Regions from separate parts of the Homo sapiens genome. Here region 1 is linked to region 2. Evidence: chromatin loops called from intact Hi-C (ENCODE). Cell type or tissue: psoas muscle. All regions are shown on one strand. Links, peaks and the distances in the headings refer to the core of each region. The heading gives the core; the rest is flanking DNA.

Evidence for each region. Peaks named below come from ENCODE experiments on the same cell type or tissue, not always from the same donor. Only the 100,000 strongest peaks of a DNase experiment are listed, where the experiment ranks them.
Region 1: a loop joins it to region 2, with 2.2 times the contacts of the local background. A loop is called at or near these places in 56 of 110 quality-filtered maps.

Annotation. Positions count from the first base shown.
Region 1 is chr12:109,597,703-109,607,844 of GRCh38, reverse strand. It overlaps MVK (mevalonate kinase), which reads right to left. Exons shown (of 11, transcript NM_000431.4): 11 at 9,720-10,142. Among named protein-coding and RNA genes, the nearest start is that of MVK, 29 kb to the right of the region's middle. RefSeq lists an enhancer at 8,628-9,317. In psoas muscle, for the core only: no CTCF peak of the experiment used is centred there; no DNase peak of the experiment used is centred there.
Region 2 is chr12:109,715,436-109,725,577 of GRCh38, reverse strand. All of the region lies in intron 1 of FAM222A (family with sequence similarity 222 member A), which reads right to left. Among named protein-coding and RNA genes, the nearest start is that of FAM222A, 6.7 kb to the right of the region's middle. In psoas muscle, for the core only: a CTCF peak has its summit at 6,085 (motif pointing left); DNase peaks (open chromatin) are centred at 4,076, 4,883 and 5,147; H3K27ac peaks cover 2,873 bases.

The DNA.
Region 1 (10,142 bases), core at 3,181-8,180, 120 kb after region 2:
TGTGTGCCCTCAGGAAGGCGCAGTTTCCTGAGGAGACAGGCGATGCAACAAGTCAACAACAGATGGCACATTTGGACATAAAGCAAAGGGAGAGATGGAGGGCAAGAGGGGAGAACTGCATTAGGAGGAGGGTGGGTCAGGGAAGGCTTTTGGAGGAGGTGAGTGGTAAACTGAGGCCACATGCCAGCCAGGTGAAGTGTGAGGGTGCGGAGGAGGTGTGTGTGTGTGTGGCGGGGGTGGGGGGGTCGGGGGGATGTTCCAGGCAGAGGGAACAGCAGAGGCAAAGGGCCTGGGGTGGCACTTGTTTCCATCTCCATCATCATCACTGTCATCAATGCTCCCATCTAGCCAGGGCTCCCTGTGTGAGCACCGGGAGGGACTCCATGTTCATTTTTCTCTCCTGCACCTGAGTGTGGGCTTCTGGAAGGCAGGCTGGATCAGCATGGCCCACCACTACCTCCTCTGTGACTCAGCACAGCACCCAGTGCAGAATCGTCACCCCGTCCCATGCGCTGAGTGAACATGCACAGTGAATACGCAGGCCCTGTGTTCAGTGCCCTGCCCCTGCCTCCTCGCTTTATCCCCACAACCACCTGATGAGCCGGTTCCTCGTCTCCATTTTTCACATAAAGAAACTGAGGCTGAGAGGCAATGTTGCTCACCCAAGGTCACACAGCCAGCAAGTGGCAGAGCTGAGATTCGAACCCAGTTCTATCTGGGCTCTTCTGCTCCATTGCCCAGGCCCTCAGGCCCCTGGATCAGGAAGTGGTGGGGTTGGGATGGAGGGGGAGCACAGAGCAGGGCCCCCAGCCCCCTGCTTCCAAAGGAAGCAGGTCCGAGAGGGAAGGTATGGCCAGCCAGCTCCATAAATAACCCGGGTCCCAGGGCCCTGCCAGCAGTTTGGCAGCCGGAGAGAGAGTGTGTGTGTAATACAAACAGCACTAATCCCCTGTCAGTTAAACTGGATATCAGAGGAGACAAGCTTCCGAGCGGGGCGGCCTAATTGAATCGAATTGAAAAGGCGGAATGGGCGGCCGGGCAGCCAAGGAGGGCTGCCGGGGAGCAGAGCGGGCGGCTCGGCGCAGCTGTCTGGGCCTCTCCGCTGCCCTGGGCCGGGCGGCATTCCAGCCCCCACCACAGGGAGCCAGGCTTAGGGAGCAGGAATCACAAGAATGGGGGGGTGCACCCCCAGCGAGGGTGCTCCGCCCCCTCCGGCCTCCCCTTTATCTGCTGGCTCTGCCGTTTTCTCTCCATTGCTGACCCTTTTTCTGCTCCCTCTGTTATCTCAAATAATGTCACTGCCTCTTTAGAATCTAGTCATCAGAGCAGAAAGAAGTCCGTGCTGACACTGATAAAAAAAAATACCATCTGTGCCTCCCGGGGATGAGCTCACAACCCAGCCGCCGGTGCCCCTGCCGCCCCGCCACCCGCAGGCCTGCTGCTTCGTGGGGCACTGAGGGGTAATCAGATTCCAGGGGGGGCCCCACCCCTGGGGGTGACCCCCATGCCCCAGCTCACTCCCCAGAGCCAGAGGGGCCCGGCTTCTGAAGGTCTCAACCCTGGGGTGGTTTCCATTTTGCACCCGGGCTTGACATAATCATTTGTTATTGTTTAAAATTTGGTTTTATTACTGAACGGTATTTAAAAATCAAATTTTATCCACAACTCCAGATTTCTGAATTCTTTTTAAAAATTAAATAGAAAGGTTTGGATGGTGGGTTCACCACCCTGCAGGGCAACAGCTGGCTGGAGCTGGGGCCAGGGGCCTGCCGCGTCCTCCCCAAGCCTGGCTTGTGGCTGCCTGCCTGGTCCCTGGAGGCTTGTGAGTTTGAGACCCCTGAGCAGGGAGAGGTTATCAGAGTGATGCTGAGATGCAGGCGGGGAACAAGACCAGGCCACGGCCCCCGGGGGCTTCTCATGGGTCTGGGAATAACATCTCAGATATGAAAAGGAGACCGAGATCCAGAAAGGGGAAGCCACTCACCTAAGTCACACAGCATTTAGAAATGCTGGCTCCCTGCACAGTGCTCTCCTCAACCACACAAGGCAGGTGGGGAGGTGGGGAGTCCCGATCCTGGCCTCGCCACACACCTTCACCCTACTCCTCATCAAAGCCGTGACTCTTGCATCCACGTGCCCTCAGCCCTCCGTGGAGCCAACTCTGGTCAAAACTGACTACTGGCATCAGCAGAGGTACTAGCATCTCCCAGGGCCAGTGAGGACACGTTAGCAGCTCTCTTGCTCTTTTTCCTGACCTTGGGATGCCCCATCTTGACCCAGCACCCTCAGCCATTCAGAGCCTGGGTTTGAGTCCCAGCTCTGCCACAACCATACTGCGTGACCCATCTCTGTGCCTCAGTTTCCTCATCTGCAGAGTGTAGGTCCTTGTAGCTCTATCGGGGAATGATCTTGATGGACCAACGTCCATCAAGTGGTGGATGTGTCTCTTTGAGGCAGATGGTAGGAGATGGTAACGTGGGGCGAGTGAGAGCCGCTCTGATGCCTGCCAAGGACAAGGCCAGCTGTGTGCACAAAACATCCCTTGCCCAGTGAAGTCAAAGGGGAAATGGAGCAGATGTGGCTGTCTTGACAACAGAAGGCAGGTGCTCGGTTCGAGGGGAGTCTCTTCCTCCAAGGTTGTGTCCTCCAACTTCCAGACCTGTGATCATCACTGGCTCACATTGTGGTCTCAGGCAGCCCAGCCAGATCCAACTAGTTGCTTAAGTCCCTCAGGGCTGAAAGGGGTGGCTCTTCCCTCTAATCTCCCTCTGGGGACAGGACATGTCAGCAAAACCTAGCCTTGCCTAGTGATGAAAGGGGAGGAGGCCCCAGGCTTTAGAGTCAGTCCTACTGGATTCAAATCCTGGCTTGGCCACTTCTGAGCTGTCGCGTCGCCTCTCTGAGCCTCAGTTTCCCCCTCTCTGATAATAACAATAGTTCCTATCCCCCGGGTGCTGAGTCTAAGTACTAGGTGCCAGGCTACGTTTTATTTATTTATTTATTTATTTATTTAAGATGAAGTCTCGCTCTTTCGCCCAGGCTGGAGTGCAATGGCGCGATCTCAGCTCACTGCAGCCTTGACCTCCGGGCTCAAGCAGTCCTCCCACTTCAGCTTTCCAGGTAGCTGGGACTACAGGCATGTGCCACCATGTCCGGCTAATTTTTTTGTATTTTTGGTAGAGACGGGGTTTTGCCATGTTGTCCAGGCTGGTCTCCAACTCCTGGGCTCAAGGGATCTGCACGCCTCGACCTCCCAAAGTGCTAGGATTACAGCATGAGCCACTGCGCCCAGCCTGAGCTATGTTTTAGATGTGCATTATTTCCTAGTATTTCTACTTTACTGATGAGGCACCTGAGGCTCAGAGAAATAATGTGACCTGCCTAAGGCCCCAGAGCTGGAAGTAGTCAGGCCACAGATCAAAGGCCAGATCTGTCTGAGCCCAGAGTCCACAAAATACTGATTGCTAGGAGGATTAAATGAGAGCATCGGAGCTTCTGGCAGAGTAAACAGACACCATTATTTCAATGGATGGGGACAATGAGGCCCAGAGAGGGCAAGAGACCTGCCGGAAGTCACCCAGCAAGCCACCTTGTCCTCTTTCATTTGGTTTTCTCCTTGCCTTCCCCTCTCCACATCCTGCTCACCTCCCTTCTCCCACAAATGCTCACCTCCACATCTGGGGCCAAGACAGCCAGGGTGACACAGGAGAGCACTGTGCTTGGAATCTAGAGACCTGTCTCAGGGCCGAGCTTCTGCACCTGATGACTGCATGACTTGGAGCAGAGACTTCCTCTCTGGGCCTCAGTTTCCTGCTATGTAAAATGGGGTTCACCACACTTTCCTCCTGGGCTCGCCATGAGTATGGGCGGAGGAAGTGACACGAAAGCCTCCGGAACCACGGCCAGCATGCCGAAGCGGGGCAGGAGCAGCTCTGGTCAGTCACCTCACTTCCCTGGGGCCTGGCCCAGTTCCTGGCATATAGAACGTGTGCATTTAACATTTGCTGAATGGATAGTGCTCATGAAGAAGGGGCTGGATCCTGCCTGCAGTGGCTGTGGAGTCTGGCAGCTTCTTTCTTTGGGCAGGGAGGATGCCCATGTGCCTAGGACAGCTTCGGTGCCCCTTCAACATCCAAGGGGGCCACCGTGGCCTCAGCCAGTGCATTACCCAAATGCCTCAAAATGGATATTTTCCTGATCAGATTTAAAATATGTATAACAGCTTGGGTGCAGTGGCTCACGCCTGTAATCCCAACACTTTGGGAGGCCGAGGTGGGAGGATCGCTTGAGCCCAGGACAACATGCCAGCCTGGGCAACATAGAGACCCTGTCTCTACAAAAAAATAAAACACATAGCCAGGCATGGTGGCATGAGCCTGTGGTTCTAGCTACTCAGGAAGCTGAGATGGGAGAATTGCTTGAGCCCAGGAGTTCAAGGCTACAATGAGCTGTGATCACGCCACTGCACTCCAGTCTGGGTGACAGAGGGAGACCCTTTCTCTAAAAAAAAAAAAAAAAAAAGAGAGAGAGATTAAAAAACAAACGAAAAACCACGTATAACAGACCCTGTTAATCTGAGTGAGGGAGCATGGAGGTTTGGGCTCAGATGCCTGTAAAAGAGGCTCAGTTGGCATTCCGTCTCTTACCCTCTCTGTGCAAGTAAGTGGCTCCCTGCTCTGTGAGCCTGAGTGTGGTGAGAATCAATGCGCTCAGGCCTCCCCCATGCCCTCCCTAGGTCTGGAGGGAGGCAGGGGCTGGTCTGGGAGGAGAAGGAGCCCCCTCCCTCTCCCTCGGGCTGTGGCCCCCTCATTGCTTCCCTGGTTTTTGGGAGGAAACAGAAACCCCAAGAGAGTCCGGCAGCTATGTCATGGACCTGTCACTTGGCCACTTTTCTGCAGCCTCGTTTGTCACATTACAAGGTTTATGGTGGAAAAAAAATAAGACAGAAGACTCTGGTTTGACTTAATAGCTTGAGCCAGTGTACCTGGGACCCGGGGCCCCTTGCCCTCACGCTGCACCAGGCAGAATGGCGTCTCACCCCCCACTGGCCAGTACAGAGCCCTTTCACCCTGAGCGACAAAGAAGGGCCCTGGTCAGACCCTGCGGTGCAGGAGGTCTCGTCCAGCTAGACTGACAGGGTTCAAACCTGAGCACACTCCCTCGGGTGAGCCACTGAGCCTGTCTGAGAGCATCTGTCTGCTTCTCTGCAAAATGGGGAAATAATTCAGGCCCACAACCCAAGACACTCTGAAACCCAGGGCCTTGGCATCAAAATTCATTTGTCAGCAAATGCAGCAGGCTGGGCATGGTGGCTCATGCCTGTAATCCCAGCACCTTGGGAGGCTGAGGTGGGAGGATTGCTTGAGCCCAGGAACTGGAAACCAGCCTGGGCAACATAGCAAAACCCCATCTCTACAAAAAGTAGAAAAAGAAGCAGGGGGTGGTGGCGCATGCCTGTAGTCTCAGCTATTCAGGAGGCTGAGGTGGGAGAATTGCTTGAGCTTGGGAGGTCGAGGCTGCAGTGAGCTGTGATCTTGCCACTGCAGTACAGCCTGGGCAACAGAGCAAGACCCTGTCTCAAAAAAAAAAAAAAAAAAAAAAGGCCAGTGCCACATAGGCTCACATATTATTTATGGCCTTCACTCGACTTAGTGGGACTCTTCGTACCTTTCATATAGAGTCAGGGGTTGGTGGTGCTGCCCCAGATGCCACGTGGAATGAAACATGGGCCGGGAGGGGGTCTCCCTAAAACCTGCAAAATCCTCCATTCCACATCACATCTGGCCCCAGGATTTTGGACAAAGAATTGTGGTTCTGTTGTACCTGGTCTGCAGGGTTGCTGTGGGAAGTAAGTGGAATGATGCCTGAGGGGTTTAGCACCCTGCCTGGGATGTTACATTTGAGGAAACTGAGGCCGAGTTGGGGGTACAGAGGAGTCCCGGCTGGAAGTCACGCAGCCAGCAGGTGCAGAAGCTGGGCCTGAAGACGGATCTCTGGATTGCAAGTGCTTTTCCTGTGACAACCCTGCCGCATGGAGAAAACCAAATGGCAAGGAAGAGGACAAGGTGGCTCACTGTGTGACCTTAGGCAATCTCTTGCCCTCTCTGAGTCTTGGTCTCCGCATTCACAGCAAACGAGGTGATGGACTGTGTGATCTCCAAGGGTCCTCCTGACCCTGACACTTTTGGATTCAAGCAACTGAAGCATTCATTGGGAGACCATTGCCCTTGTCTGTTTCAGTTTTGAGGACATGAGGTGTGAGGTGTGAGGTTCGGCCCAGTGCCAGGTTTTCCTTGGATATGGGGAGGTGGGGGCTCCGGGCACAGTGCTGTGAGACCACACATCATGTTCTTTGGCAGGTTGCTCCCTTTGCCTGTTTGTTGTGTAGGTTGGGGGTCTGAGGTGTTCACAGCCAGGGCCAAGCGGGCAGCAGGGGTGAGCTGGGCCAGCACCGCTGGGGCAGATGTGACAACTCAGTTCTGTCAATTAGGTATGGTGGGGAGAGGGAGCTCGGAGAGGTCACCAGTCACCTCCCCGGGGAGAGTCTAGACACGGGCTAAGAGCAGGGCCCTGAAGTTACACAGAACTGCGTGCAAATCCCACTCTGCCACGTGACCCTGGGCAAGTCACTTCCCTACTCTGGGCCTCAGTTTACTCACCAACAGAATGGGGATAAGCACGGTAATTAGCTCAATGGACTGAAATGATTCACAGGGATAAAGCACACAAAGCACTTAGCACCATGCTGAGCACATCGTAGGTGCTCAGTAAAGGGTTCAAGACCTCCCAAAGCCATGTGGAGGGGCTGGATTCTGAATGACCAGTGTAGAAGACACAGCATTCTGCAGGATGATCCGCTGGGTCTCTTAAGCAAGTCATATCATGGAGAAAAATAGGTATGAGTGTGTGTGTGTGTGTGTGTGTGTGTAGGGCTGCTGTGCTAGATTAAAAGAGAAGCCAGGGCTGTAACAGCCAGGTATGTGGTATTAGACAGGGTGCCGGACACCTGGCCCAACTGGAGGAAATGTGACTATAGCCTGGGCATTAGAGATGAAACATATTGACAGAGAAAGGTGACTGGAAACCAAAAAGGTAGGTAACAAAACAGCATGTACAGTATGATCTCACTTTATCGAACAGCATGAACACACACACACACACACACACACACAGAGGGAAAGGTGGCAGCTGTTCACAGGGGTAATCTCTGTATGGTAAAAACACAGTGCTTTGATGTGATTTTTGCTAATCTGTATTTTCTTTCTACAGTGTATTTACACTGTTTCTGTAATAGTAAAAATATTATAATTTGAGAACTAAAGAGCTCAGACTAGGAACCAGAGCTCCTGGCCTCAAATCCAGCTCTCTGCCCCTTCCTAGAAGACAGTAGGTGCTAAGAGACAGCCAAAGAACTTGTCCAAAATTAGCTGGAAACCAGGAAGGGCTGGGGAAGGAAGCACCTGCGAGGTGCGGGCCCCTGAGCCAGGTGTCTTCCAAAGGGCGCTAGCTGAGGAAACAAGGAGGAAAACAGCCGTGGAGGAGAAAGGAGCTGGCTGGGCCAAGCACAAGCGAAGGGCAGGGCCGGCCCCCCACCACGCTTGCTGACCTGGAGCCAGCCAGCCAACGCGACTGGCTGCCAGCAGGCCACAGAAACCTTGGTGAGGAAAGACTCCTCACCAGGCCAAGTGTGGTGGCTCATGCCTGTAATCCCAGCACTTTGGGAGGCCGAGGTGGGCAGATCATTTGAGGTCAGGAGTTCGAGACCAGCCTGGCCAACGTGGCGGAAACCCTGTCTCTACTAAAAATACAAAAATTACCCAGGCGTGGTGGCACACACCTGTAATCCCAGCTACTTGGGAGGCTGAGGCGGGAGAATCACTTGAACCTGGGAAGCAGAGGTTGCAGAGAGCCAAGATGGCGCCACTGCACTCCAGCCTGGGCAACAGAGTGAGACTGTCTAAAAATAAATAAAAGGACTCCTCACTGACAGAGACGACATCAGTGCAACCATAGCAGCTACTCTGTCTGGAAAGAACCACAGTATTTCCTGCCTGCCTCCCAAAGTGAGACCCTTGCCAGAACCAGGGAAATTCTCTGAGAACTTCAGGCTGCAGACCCTGGGAGCGGCTCCAGCTTATGACCTGAAAGGCACTGCTGTTCCCCTCGCAAAGAAGGTGTCAGTGCTATGTGACCGCCTCTTTGCAGAGGAAGCAGGGAGGTGGGAAAGCCGGTGGGCCTTAGGTGTGTTTCTCCAACAGCGACCCAAGGGGTCTCAACCTAGGGGCTTTGGACCATCTGGGCAGGGCGCCTTGAGCCAGCTCTGTGCACCATTCTGAAGTTTTGGGGCTCTGGAAGACACCCTTATCTCTCAGCATAAGACAGTTATAATAATGAGTATTTATTGAGCACTTACCGTGTGCCACGCACTGTGTCAAGGGCCTTCTGTATATTTTCTCATTGATCCCCACGAAACCTCCATAAGGTGGGTATTAGTGAATCCCACTTTCCCGATGAGGAAGCTGTGGCCTCCAGAGGTAAGCTGTCTTGCCCAAGGTCACATGGCCAGGGGGTGGGCAGGGCTGAAGTGCTCAACCACCACAATGGCGTGCAGAGATGACCCTGGGGTCATCCAGTTCGGTATCTTCAGCCCTGGCTGCATTTTCTTATTTTTTAAAAATATTTTTGAGACGGGGTCTCACTCTGTCATCCAGGCTGGAGTGCAGTGGCACCATCATAGCTCACTGCAGCCTCCAACTCCTGGGCTCAGGCGATCCTCCTGCCTCAGCGTCCTGAGTAGCTGGGACTACAGGTGTGCAGCACCATGTGGTGCTTGGTCACACGTTAGAATCACCTGGGAGCTTTTAAAAGATGTCTTTTTAAAAAGATACCGCTGAGACAGATTAACTCAGAATATCTGGGGTGGAGTCAGGAATTCGTGGGTCCTTAGGTGGTTCCGAGGTGCAGCTCTGAGAGCGAGAACCACTGCAATAGGCAATGAGAAGGGGTGACAGCCGCAAGTGCCAACTGTCTACAAGGTAGCCAGGAGTGTGACACCAGGCCCATATGGTGGCCGCAGGGGTGGCTGGGTTGAAAGGTTGCTCTGGCCAAAGCGCACCGGCAGCTGCTTCACTGGAGCAAGAGTGTTGAGCTGGCCCCTGCCCCAGGAGTGACATCCTGTCCCCAGGGAATGAGAGAGAGAGGGCCTCAAGGAGCAGACGGGCTCTGGGGGTCTCAGCCTCTGTCCCCTGCACCCATCTCACAGCTGCCGCGGACATCTATGGAAGCCTGGGGAGGCTCCCAGGCCCACCTCCTAAAGGCTGGAGGCTGGCTGTCAGCCAGCGCCATCACTGAGGGCACAGCAGCCTCTGGCCTGGTTGTTCATTAAAATCGCGTGGGGAGGAAAACATGCAGGTCCGAGCCCCACCCCGGTCAAATACATCCGAATCCAGAAAAACGAGCCTGAGCACAGAAAGCTAAAAAATCGCAGTGAGCCTGCACACAGAGCCGCACCCAGCAGACACACGTAGGGGCTAAGAGCAGGCTCTGGAGTCCATTTGAATCCGGCCTCAGATGCTGATGAGCTGTGTGGACTTGCACCAGTTACTCGATCTCTCTGACCTTTGGTTTCCTGGTCTGTAAAGCGGGGATGAGACTAGCAATGACACTGAGGTCGGGGCAGAGATGAGAAGGGGCGATGCGTAAACACGCCTAGTCCACAGTGAGCGTTCAGTATTAATTAGTATTACTGCTTTATGCGTTGTGTTTTGAAGGGAAGGGGCAGGGAACAGCCATCAGTGATCTGGGGCCATTTCTACAAGTTAAGCTGGGGTAGGCGTCCTCCCTTCACTCTCACGTTCCCAGCAGTGATCCCAGGCCGGGCCCAAGGCTGGCGTGGGGGTGGAGCTCGGCTCCTGCTCCTCTCACCCTGCAGGAAGACAACAGCAGGGAAGGCCGCCAGCTGCCCCCTAGTGGCCAAGGGCAGACGCGCACTGAATCGCTTTCACCTCATCCTGAAATCCCTGCGCCGGCCCCCACCTTTCCACTCGGCCTCTTTGCAGGTCCGTGGGTCCCAGAGGTTCTGGCTGGCAAGGCACCAACTACAAGGGTTTCCTGATGGCTAATGGCATTTCGGAAAGCACCAA
Region 2 (10,142 bases), core at 3,047-8,046:
TCCCCTGCTACCTGCTGCAAGAGGGCTGTGCAAGGTGCCTAGCCTTGGACACTGGAACCCCCGCTCGGGGCCCGGCTGCTGGCACACACAGTTGGTAAGGCGCATAGGGAACCCACAGGGTGCAGACCTAGGGGAGGGAGGGGGAGGGAGAGGGAGAAGAGAGAAGAGCAAGCAGGACTTGGCTGGCCTGGCTCTGAGGCTGGAGTACCTCGGTGACCTCGGGTGAGTACCTTTGCCTCTCTGAGCCTCAGTTTACTCATCTGTGAGAAGGACCATAGCACTCACTGCGCAAGGTCTGGTGAGGATTCAGGGAGGGCCTAGCACAGCACACAGTATATCTGTAAAATGGGGGTAGGAAGTGCCCCACAAATGCTGGCTGCTATTTTCTTGCTGTGTAACCTTGGCCAAGCTCCTTCCCAGCTCTGGGCTGGACTCTCCTCACCTGAGGGGCAGGGACTTGGCCAGCTGGAGTTGCTCAGCCCAGGGTTCCAGTCCCAGCTCTGGCCTCTTTTCAGCTATATGGCCTTGGGAGAGTCCCTCAATCTCTCTGAGCCTCAGTTTCCCCCACCTGTAGAATGGAGTTCATCATTCCCATAGATTGCACGGTGGTTTCCGGATGCCAACAAGAAAGGGACTAAAAATCCTGAATTCCTGGCAAGCCAAGTGCCTGTGTCCCATTTCCTCTCCGGAAAGCCCTCCAAATACCTCCCTCATGCATTCCTTCACTCACTCGTTCATTCATTCATTCAACATTGGGTGTTCCAATTAGAAACTTGGGAAGACATTAGTGTACAAAGCAAAGGACCCTCACCCCCACCTCACAAGGGAAGAGAGATGACAAGCAGAGAAGCACTTTACGTCCAGCACTCCCATTTTACAGAGGAAGAAACTGAGGCACAGAGAGGGAGGACCGACAGTTTGAAGTGACCCAGCTAGGATGGGGTGGCATGAGAATCGAACCCTGGCAGGTTGCTTCAGGTGAGTCCTCTCAGAAGCTCACGCAGGCCCCGGGGGAAGCCTCATCTGAGGGCCCGAGGAGGGTGGGCTGCTGGCGCCCAATGTCCTTTACATCTTGGGTGGCATTCATCGGCAGAGCCAGGCTGGGCACCAGGGCAAGAGGCACCACTGGGAAGAAGGGAGTCTGTGAGGCCTGGTCAGCCCCAGCCTCCTGGAGTTGCATTTCTTGGGTAGGAAGGGGACAGAAGGCGCCTCGTCCTTGGGGCCCCGTGACACGGCTCTTTCACATGTTTCCATGAACACTGTGCAATGCCCACTCCACACCAAGCCCTGTCTCACAGGCCATGCATAGTGTCAGCCAGGTAGCTGGAAAAGGCCAGGACCTGGTACTTGAACCATGGCATGGCACGTGCCAAGGCCCAGAGCTGTGAGAGATCTCAGTGGGTTCAGGAGCTGCCAGCAGTTTGCTGAGGCTGTCACAGCCTCTCTGCAGTCAGATCTCAACTTCTGGGTGGGTCCCCTGGAATTCTCTCATCTCTGCCCTATCTGGCCTTGCCAGGACCACCCTGCAGGAAGCCCCCGGGGATGGGTCCCAGCTCTGTGCTTGCTTCCAGCTAGAAAAACCTTGGCAATTGTTTCTTTTGTAGTTTGTGGGGTGGGGAGAAAAAAAAAGGGGATTTTTTTTTCTCTTTTGCATATGGTGGCACAGATGGGCCCATGATCCGTAAAAACTGTTTGCAATTAAACTCCCACTTTGCATGGCTGGATTTGTCAGTTGTCTGAACCGGGAGTGGGGAGCTCCACACTGACAGGAAGATGGGACGTGGGACAGGGCGGGACAAGATTCAGGAGGAGGGGCGGAGGCCCAGGAACCTGCTCTGGGCTTGGGGCCCAGGCCGATGCGATGCGGCATCACAGCAGCCCTGCCAGCTCCCTCTCCGGGCATCCCCCAGCCTTCGCCAGGAGTGGGAGCACAGCCAGGCAGCTGGGGTGGGGCTTGGCAGGGCTTCCCTGCCCAGTAGGGACTTGGCCAGTGCTGGGTGCCCTGACTGCGGGTCTAATGATGGAGAGAAAGGAGCTAATCACCAGTCTGGCCCTGCCAGGGACTGGGCCCGGGACCCAGGACAGGAGAAGGGTGGCTGGGTGGGGCGAACCATAATGGGGGTTGGGTGGGCAAAGTGCAATGGCAGGTTCAAGACTGAGGTGCCAGAACCTCCGGCCTAGTTGGCAGAAAGAATCTACAGTGGTGCCAAGAAGGGCTGCCAAGGGCCAAAACTGGCTCCTTCCTCATCCCCAGGGAAACTGGCCTGGCCTCCTTATGTCCCTTTGAACGCAGGTAGGGAAATCAAGGCAAATACTAAGAATATCTCAAGGGCCTGCGCTTCTGCTGCCCACATTTGGGAACCTTTTCAGAGGGCTTCCAGAATAGAGGCTAGTGGCCTGCACCCCTCCCATCCACCCCGGGCTCAAAATGCCAGCTTGCCACCCCTGCTGCTACCCTGGGATGCTTGCATGTTTGGGTTAACAAATGCATCATTTGGCTTTGGGAAATCCTGAGATCGCTAATAATTGTTCCCTGATGAAAAGAAATAAGGCCCTGATACCCCCTCCCCCCCCCACCCGCTCCCTCCAAGCTGGGAAAGAAAAGTCATAAAAATAGCTTGTTATCTCACCTATTGAGGCTCCGACTGGATGTTACTGCTAATTGGGTATAACATCCTTGTCTTGTTCTCTCAGAAGCTAAATCAAGAAAGCGCCACTGCTGTGAACTAATTATATCTCCGGCCTGCAGCCTGCAGCTTGTCTCTCCCTTTATTGAGTTAAAAAATGGTCACGAACCTTCATCTTTCATCCCCCCAAGCGCTGGGCCCACACTGCCCGCCAGGTGTGGCTCGAAAGGTGCAGACAGCCCAGCAGGAAGGTCTAGGAGGGGTCCTGGGGACAGGCAGCAGGGTAGGGGAGTGGTGAAGGGGAAGCCCTGTCCCAGGTACCTGCCTGGCCCCTTCTCCTGCCCGTCACTGCCAGGCCTGGTGTTCAACTTTGCCTGGAGAGGAGGACTCTGGTCTCTCCCCTCCTTGCAGCTGGGCCCCTGGGGAGGTCAGGAGCATTTTAGTCCGGGGAGTCTTCATTCATTTATTCATTCAATCAATACTTCTTGGATGTCTACCTACTGTGCACTAGGCACTGTTCTAGGCCAAAGCTTCTAGTAGACTGAAGGTAGCCCCCCAAGCAACCTCACCCAGGATTCACAGAGCTGTTGAATAAGTACTCTTAGACGGGACCTCACTGTTACTCTGCTGAAAGAGCTGCCAGAGCTCCCTACTATGGGAAAGCAAAGTCCAAACATCCAGGCCAGCCCTGGCTCCTTCCACAGTCCTCTCTCTCCACATTCTAGCCACATCTGGTTACACACTGCTCCCTTAGTAAACACTCTCACCTGCCTGCCTCTGAGCTGCCTCTCATGCTGTTCCCTCCACCCGGACGTTCACCCTTCCTGGCTCTGCCCGTCAGAAGCCCACCAGCCTTTAAAGCCTCCAAAAAAATGACATCTTTTCTGGGAGGGCTCCCCTGTCTGCCTGCCACCTACAGCCCTGTCCCAGGCTGTGAACTTTCAGACTTGGGTCTGAATGCCAGCTCGGCCACCCAACAAGTGCGTGACCCTACTCTGCTTAGCTGAGCCAAGCCTCAGTTCCCTCATCTCTAAAATGGGTTAAGAATTCTCCCTGGAGGTGCAGGGAGGCTTGCTGCAGGTGTTCTGCAGAATGATGAACGAGAGAGTGCCCAGGAAGGACCTAGCTCTCAGGAAGAACTAAATACATGCTGTTATCATCATCCAGACTGTCAGTGCTCGGAATCTGCATGGATGAACACAAGTGGGAGTTAGAAGAGGGTAACAGACCCTCCCACCTAAAAGGCTTTTGTGGCTTAAGAACAACCTGGATACACAGAGATCCCCTAGAATCCCTCGCTGTCCCCCCTGGTCCTCTGAGCCACATGGAGACGGGCCAGAGGCACCCTGAGCTCATTGAGGCCAGGCAGGCAACTGGTTTCAGCTCACAGGCCCTGCTGATTGATTGGCGCTGCCTGCCCAGAGCCCTGGAAGGAACCCAAGGTCAGGGGAAGAACTCAGCAGGGAAAGAGGGCAGCAATTGATTGGCAATGTCTGCCAAGGGCACAGCGGCATAAGGCAAGCCAGGCCTGCCACAGATTTGCCATCCTTGACATTTATGAAGGACGCGGCTGAGTCTGGGTTGGGAGGGGTGGGGGAAGGTGACCTGCTGAAGGTCGTGAAGCTCATAAAGGAGACAGCTGGCCCAGAACAGCGTCCCCTCGGCCCCTGCCCGAGGATCCTACCATGCCCAGTACCCTTACAGGCAGTGAAGAGGCAAAAGCTTGTGTGGATAATGAAGGGGGTTCTGTGGGCCTGCCATGTGGCCCAGGGCTGCTGCTTCACATCATCAGGCTAAGTTTCTTCATTCACATGACAGGGATAAAAACACCCTTCAGAGAGGGATATGAGGATTAAATGAGAGAACAAAATGCCAAAGTAGGAAACTCAGTCTGGCACACAGCAGATACCAGTGTCCTGTGATTCTCATAATAGGCAAAAGTATTCAATTACAAGTGCCACCTCCTCCAGGGAGCCCTCCCTGGCTACTCCAGCCAGAAGTAATTGTTTCCACCTCTGATTTCCTTTGAGAGACTGGTGGTGGCCCAGGGCAGGGCCCACGTCTGGCTTGTTCACTGCTGTGCCCCCCTGCCCCTGGCACAGTGCCCACATACTGTGAATTCCTCCATTGTGGCAATTAACCCACATGCACTTGTTGGGTGGCTGAGGGGGTGCACTCGAGGCCTCTCCCTCGGTAGGTACACACCACCTTTCAAGGCAACTGGGGCTTGTTCATCTTCATGTCCCCAGCATCTGGCAGGGAGCCTGGCCTGGAGCAGGGAAGCTCTCTGAATGAACGGATGGATAAAGAGCAAAAATAGCAGTTCCTGTTTACTGCCCATTGGCTATCGGTTACTGCCAAACCTCACAGCTGCCCTCTAAGGTGGTCCCTTGGCCCATCACAGATGAAGAGACGGAGATCTGCAGATGCCGAGGGGCAGGGCCAAGCCCTGCATTCAGGCCTGGGGATTTCATGCCAGGAGGCCCTGCCACCTCTGCCTCCCCCAGTGCCAAGCTCAGGCCTGGACTCTGTGAGGCAGCTGCCCGTGCCCTGGCAGCGAATCCTGGAGCAGACAGCTGGTGGCTGGACCTCCCTCCTCCTCCAAGGGAGGCCCCCCTCCCCACAGACTCTGGGTCATTAAGTTCTGCGTCATTAAGTCCCCATCCCCGGGAGCCTGTTCACAGCTAGTCTCGGCCTCACCCCCTGACCTCCCAGGCCTTTGTCCCCTGTGCCCTCTGCACAATAGCAGGGGCCCCCAGGGCCCCAAACAGCTGCTGCGGCTGGGATGCTGGCTTGCTGTGGGGCCAGGACTGGCCCAGGCCTGTATTCAAGCCCAGCCCACCCAGCTCTGAGGGGCTCAGCTAAGCCCCCTGCAAGCACTATGCACATGCAAGCTCACCCCACCCACAAGCCCATGAGAAAGCTGTTGAGACTCTCCTGAACAAGAGGAAACTGAGGCACAGAGGGGTAAAATAATTTCTCTGAGGACACAGCCAGTGAGAGTGCAGGTGCTCTCTCTCACCGGGTTTCAGCCCAGGTCTGCGACTCCCAAGCTCTCTGTTGGCCTCTAAGGCACTGGGATCTTAGCTGGCCCCTGCCTCTCAGATGCTTTCACTGGCTTCCCTCTTCCTCAGGGCCTCACAGCACCCTTAGCTCAGCACCCGATGCCCCCTGCACACCCTCCTAATCTCCCTTTCACCTCCACCATCTTATAAGCTCCCCCTGCCCTTCCTGGTCATGCTCCCGGGTCTCCAAACTCCCTCTGCCAGAGACACCCCCATTTACTCCATGCTGGGGAGAGCCACTCAGTCCTCAGGGCACAGAGCACAGCCCGCTTTGTCAGGAAGCCCTCCAGGACCAGCTGCAGGTTTTCCCTCCTCCAGCCCTGCTCCAGCCCTGTCTAGAATTCCAGTTAACTGCAGACTCATCTTACTCCCTCTAGAGGCTGTGGGCCATCTGATTTCTTATCACTTGACCACTGGGACACGGGCGACAGGGTGTCCTTGCTCAGTCTTTACCTAAAGCCTGGTTTTACCGAATGGAACCACGAGTGGGTGGGAAGAGGAGTGGGAAGCTGGAACCCCGCCTCTGCCTTCCCATCTCTGGCTGCCAATGAACCTCATACTTCTGCCACTCCCTGGCTGTGTGACCTCGGGCAGCAAAGTATAATACCTTCTCTGGGCCCCTGCTTCTCAGCAAAATGGGGGTGGTACCAGCATGTGCATTTCTTAGGGTTATGACGTAAACTCTGGAAGGTACTAGTCTGGTGACCTGTATCCAGGCATGATTACATGATTCCTGACTGTGACCACTGGAGTGGTCAGGGCATGAATTTGGGGTCAGAGAGACCCAGATGGTGGCTGCACATTGGCTGTGTGGTCTGGGCAGGTCGCCCCTTCCCCAGGGTCTCCGTTTCCCCATCTCTGAAGTGGCACTAACTCTGCCCACAGGGATGCAAGCCCCCCATCACAGAGACCCCATCTTTTGTTTGATGCATGCAGTAGGTACTCAGATATTTCTCAACTAAGCAATCAGGGGTCCAGGTGGAAGGAATCCATCCCTCTTCCCAGCCTCCACCCTTTCCAGAATCTCCCTCCCTACACCCAGCCCGTGCAGACTAAAATAGTCATTAGGCAGATTTCAAAAGATGTCAGTAGCTTATAATTATAGTCGACATCCTTCTGAGATAAAAGTGATTACCTTGGATGCAAATCACTTAGCAACCAATCAGGGCGGCGGGCGGCGCCCGCGGAGGTGACCGGCCGGCACCGCAGCCCTCCTCCCGCGGCCCGCAACGCACAGGCAGAGAAAGCGCCCAATAGCTCTTGACACGCAAATGGGTTAACACAATAAAGCGGCTCCGGCCGCTGCTGGGAGAGAGCAGCAATTCCCGGCCCGCGGGAGGTAATAAAGCGGCCCTTTTGTGCGCGCCTCCTCGTTCTCACCCCCGCCCCGAGCCCAGAGGAATCGCCGCCTGATTGAATTACGGTTCATGAATATGAGCTGCTTCGCTGCCTTCCTCCGGTTTGTGAGGGATGGGAAGGCAGAGGGGGCTGGAGGGAGGTTGGGGAGGGACCCCCGGCCAAGTCCCAGCCCCCGCAGAAGCTCAGAAAAGAGCCACCGGTGCTCACCATGTGGGTGGGTGGGTGGGGGCCTCAGTGGACAGAGAAGCCCCTGGCAGAGATAGCTGGTAGAGTTCGGGCCTCTCCCTGCAAATGGGGTCTTCAACCTTTGGCTCCAAGGGACTGAGTCATTCAAGGCTCCGTTCTGAGGAGGAGGTAACAGTAGCCATGACAACATGCGTTTGAGTGCTTACTGTATACTGTGTGCTGTGCTAGGCCCTCCCTGAATCCTCACCAGACCCTGCACAGTGAGTGCTATGGTCCTTCTCACAGATGAGTAAACTGGGGCTCAGAGAGGCAAAGGTACTCACCCGAGGTCACACAGCCTGCAAGCGGCGGGCTGAGAGTACGATCCAGGCCCAACCCACGCCAGAGCCTGGCACCTAATCAGGAGCCACTGCCCATCACCAGGGCGCCTCAAGTTTCTCATCAAGGGGGTTCAGCAGTCCAGCCCAGTCCCAGTTTAGTCCAGAGCAGCCCTAAGGCTCAGAAGGGACAGGGGATGGACGAGCTTACAGGAATTAGATAAGTGAGAAGGATTAGTGGGGGTGGGGCCAACCTTAAGAGAGGAGACTGCCCCCAGAACCGAGGTGGCCACTTCCACGCTTACGGGAAGAGATGTCCAGGGTTACTGTCCTTGTCAAAGGAGATCAATGGATCCTCTGCCCTGCTTAAACCTTCCCTATCCACCTAAGGCTCCAGGACACAGCCACTCACGGCTGCCCCTTTCCCCATCAGGCACGAGGGCCCACACACATCACTGGCTGCTCCAGGGCCACTCCGGCCACCCAGAACAGTCTTCTCACTCCTGTCTGGCACATTCCTATTTGTCCTCTTCATGACTCATGTGCCACCTCTCCTCTAGGGCTTTTTGACCCTCAGGCTGGGTCAGGAACCTCATCTACTAGTTTGCCCTTGCTCCATCTACATCCCAAGAAGGTCCCTGGGGCGGCCAGGGGCAGCTTCACCGCCTCCCTCCAAGCAAGCCCAGAAGGGCAGGTGACAAGGAGCGAGTTTCAAGCTACACCTTCTTTCCCCTAGTGCTGGAGAAAGGAGTCCTGGGGGTGAGGGGACCAGACAGACCACAAGGCCGGGCGGAAGTTGTTAATCTACTCAACGCTGACCTGTAGGTCATAGGAAGAGAGGATTCAAATCTGCCTTTTGGTGTGGACAAAGCATCTTGGTGGGGCCAGACTCCCCCTCCATGGCTGATAGCCTCTGATGCCTGCAGGGACCCCTGTCCAATAAGTAGGAGTGTCCCCCAAACCCCATGGGAGGAGGTGGTAAGACACAAGGACTCTGGAGCCAGGAGGGCAATTCAGGACCGAACCTCTGCAGCTGCCTGGCTGATCACCTGTAGCCCATCACTTCCTCTGTTTAAGCCTCAGTTTCATTAGCTATAAAATGGGCCACAGCGTATGAGCCACTCCAAGGAGTAACTGAGATCATGTAAAACGCCTGGCATATAGGGAGATGCTGAGAAAGCTGGCACTCCCTCCTGCTCATCGTCTGGCACGCTGAGTGCCAAGCCCAGGGAGATGAGGGAAGGGAACAGAAGGAATTGCCCAATTCTGACAGCCTTTCCCTCTGCCTTGGCTGTGGAAGTGTAAATACTCGGCAGAGGGCCTCCAACTGCCTGTGTTTGTGAATCTCTGGCGCGCACTCCGAGTTTGTTTCTAAACTGGGAAGCTTCGAGAGGCAGCGCAAACAGCCCTTCTGCCCACCTCTCCCGGCTCTCCCCCAATCTGCTGTTGCTCCTCTGTCCTTGGAAGCTTGTGTGTTTAACGACACCATTTCAGCTGGAAATACCATCTCCCTGCCAAGCCCCCAAAAGCAGCTCCACCGATATTTATTGACCTGTTAATCTAGCTAGAGAGCTTGGTAGAAGAGCAGGGAAAATGCTCGCTGCATAGACTGGGGCCTGGCTTCTCCTAATGACCCGAACACACACTTTCTCTGCTCTTACCCCGCCCCACGCTGCTGAGGCAATGACAGTTTTCGAACCTTTTCCTAGAAATGTGATCACAGCAGTTTCACCAGCACCCGACACTGGCAATAATTGCTGGAAGGGACCTAGACGAATCCCAGAGCCAGCAGCAGGATGCTTGCTGGGGGTTCTCTGGGCCTTTGCAGGGAAGCGTGCCAGTACTGGGGTGTGTGTTGGTTGGGGGTGCCCTGACAGAGACACAGTTTATTCAGACCTTGGCACTGATGGGCCTCACTTGCCCGCCATTCACTTAAGCAGCCTCACAATATGCTCGTTGAAATCCTCTTAAACACCAGAAGGAGCAGGGGGCAATCAGGAGTTCCAGGTTGGCCAAGGCCCCTGACCTTGGGGTAGAACAGCATGGGGAGCCCCTGGACTAGGGGTGCAGCAGGCAGCAGCTCCTCTGCACCTTCCTTGGCTGGGGGAGGGGCACCCACATTTTCCCCAGCAGAAGTAGCCTATTGGAGGGCCGGAGGCCCACATCTCTCTGGGGACCCTGGGAACTTCAGCCTGCCAGCTGGGTACATGGTGGGGTTCAGGGAGGTCTCTTCTATAGCATCTCTTTTCAAAACAGAAAGTTGCTCTGTCTGGGAGGCCTGAGCCCCGAGGCACAGGCCAGGCTACATGGGCAAAGCTCTGAACACCTGTCCTTGCGGGGAGGAGCATCAACAGGGACAGCTGGCACTGCCTCCCTCCCCCACCTTATGGGGCGCTAAGGATTTAGGTCAGAGGACTGCAATGGTAGGGGTGGGGGGAGTCCGCCTTCACCCCTCCACTACCCAAAGGCATCCAGCCCCGCCCCTTGTTACCACGACCCCGCCCCCTCCGGCCTTGGGTCAAGGCAAGTGGTGTTGCCACGGCAACCCCAGTGACATCAGAGGCTAAGGTTTGACGTCATGTCGTGCC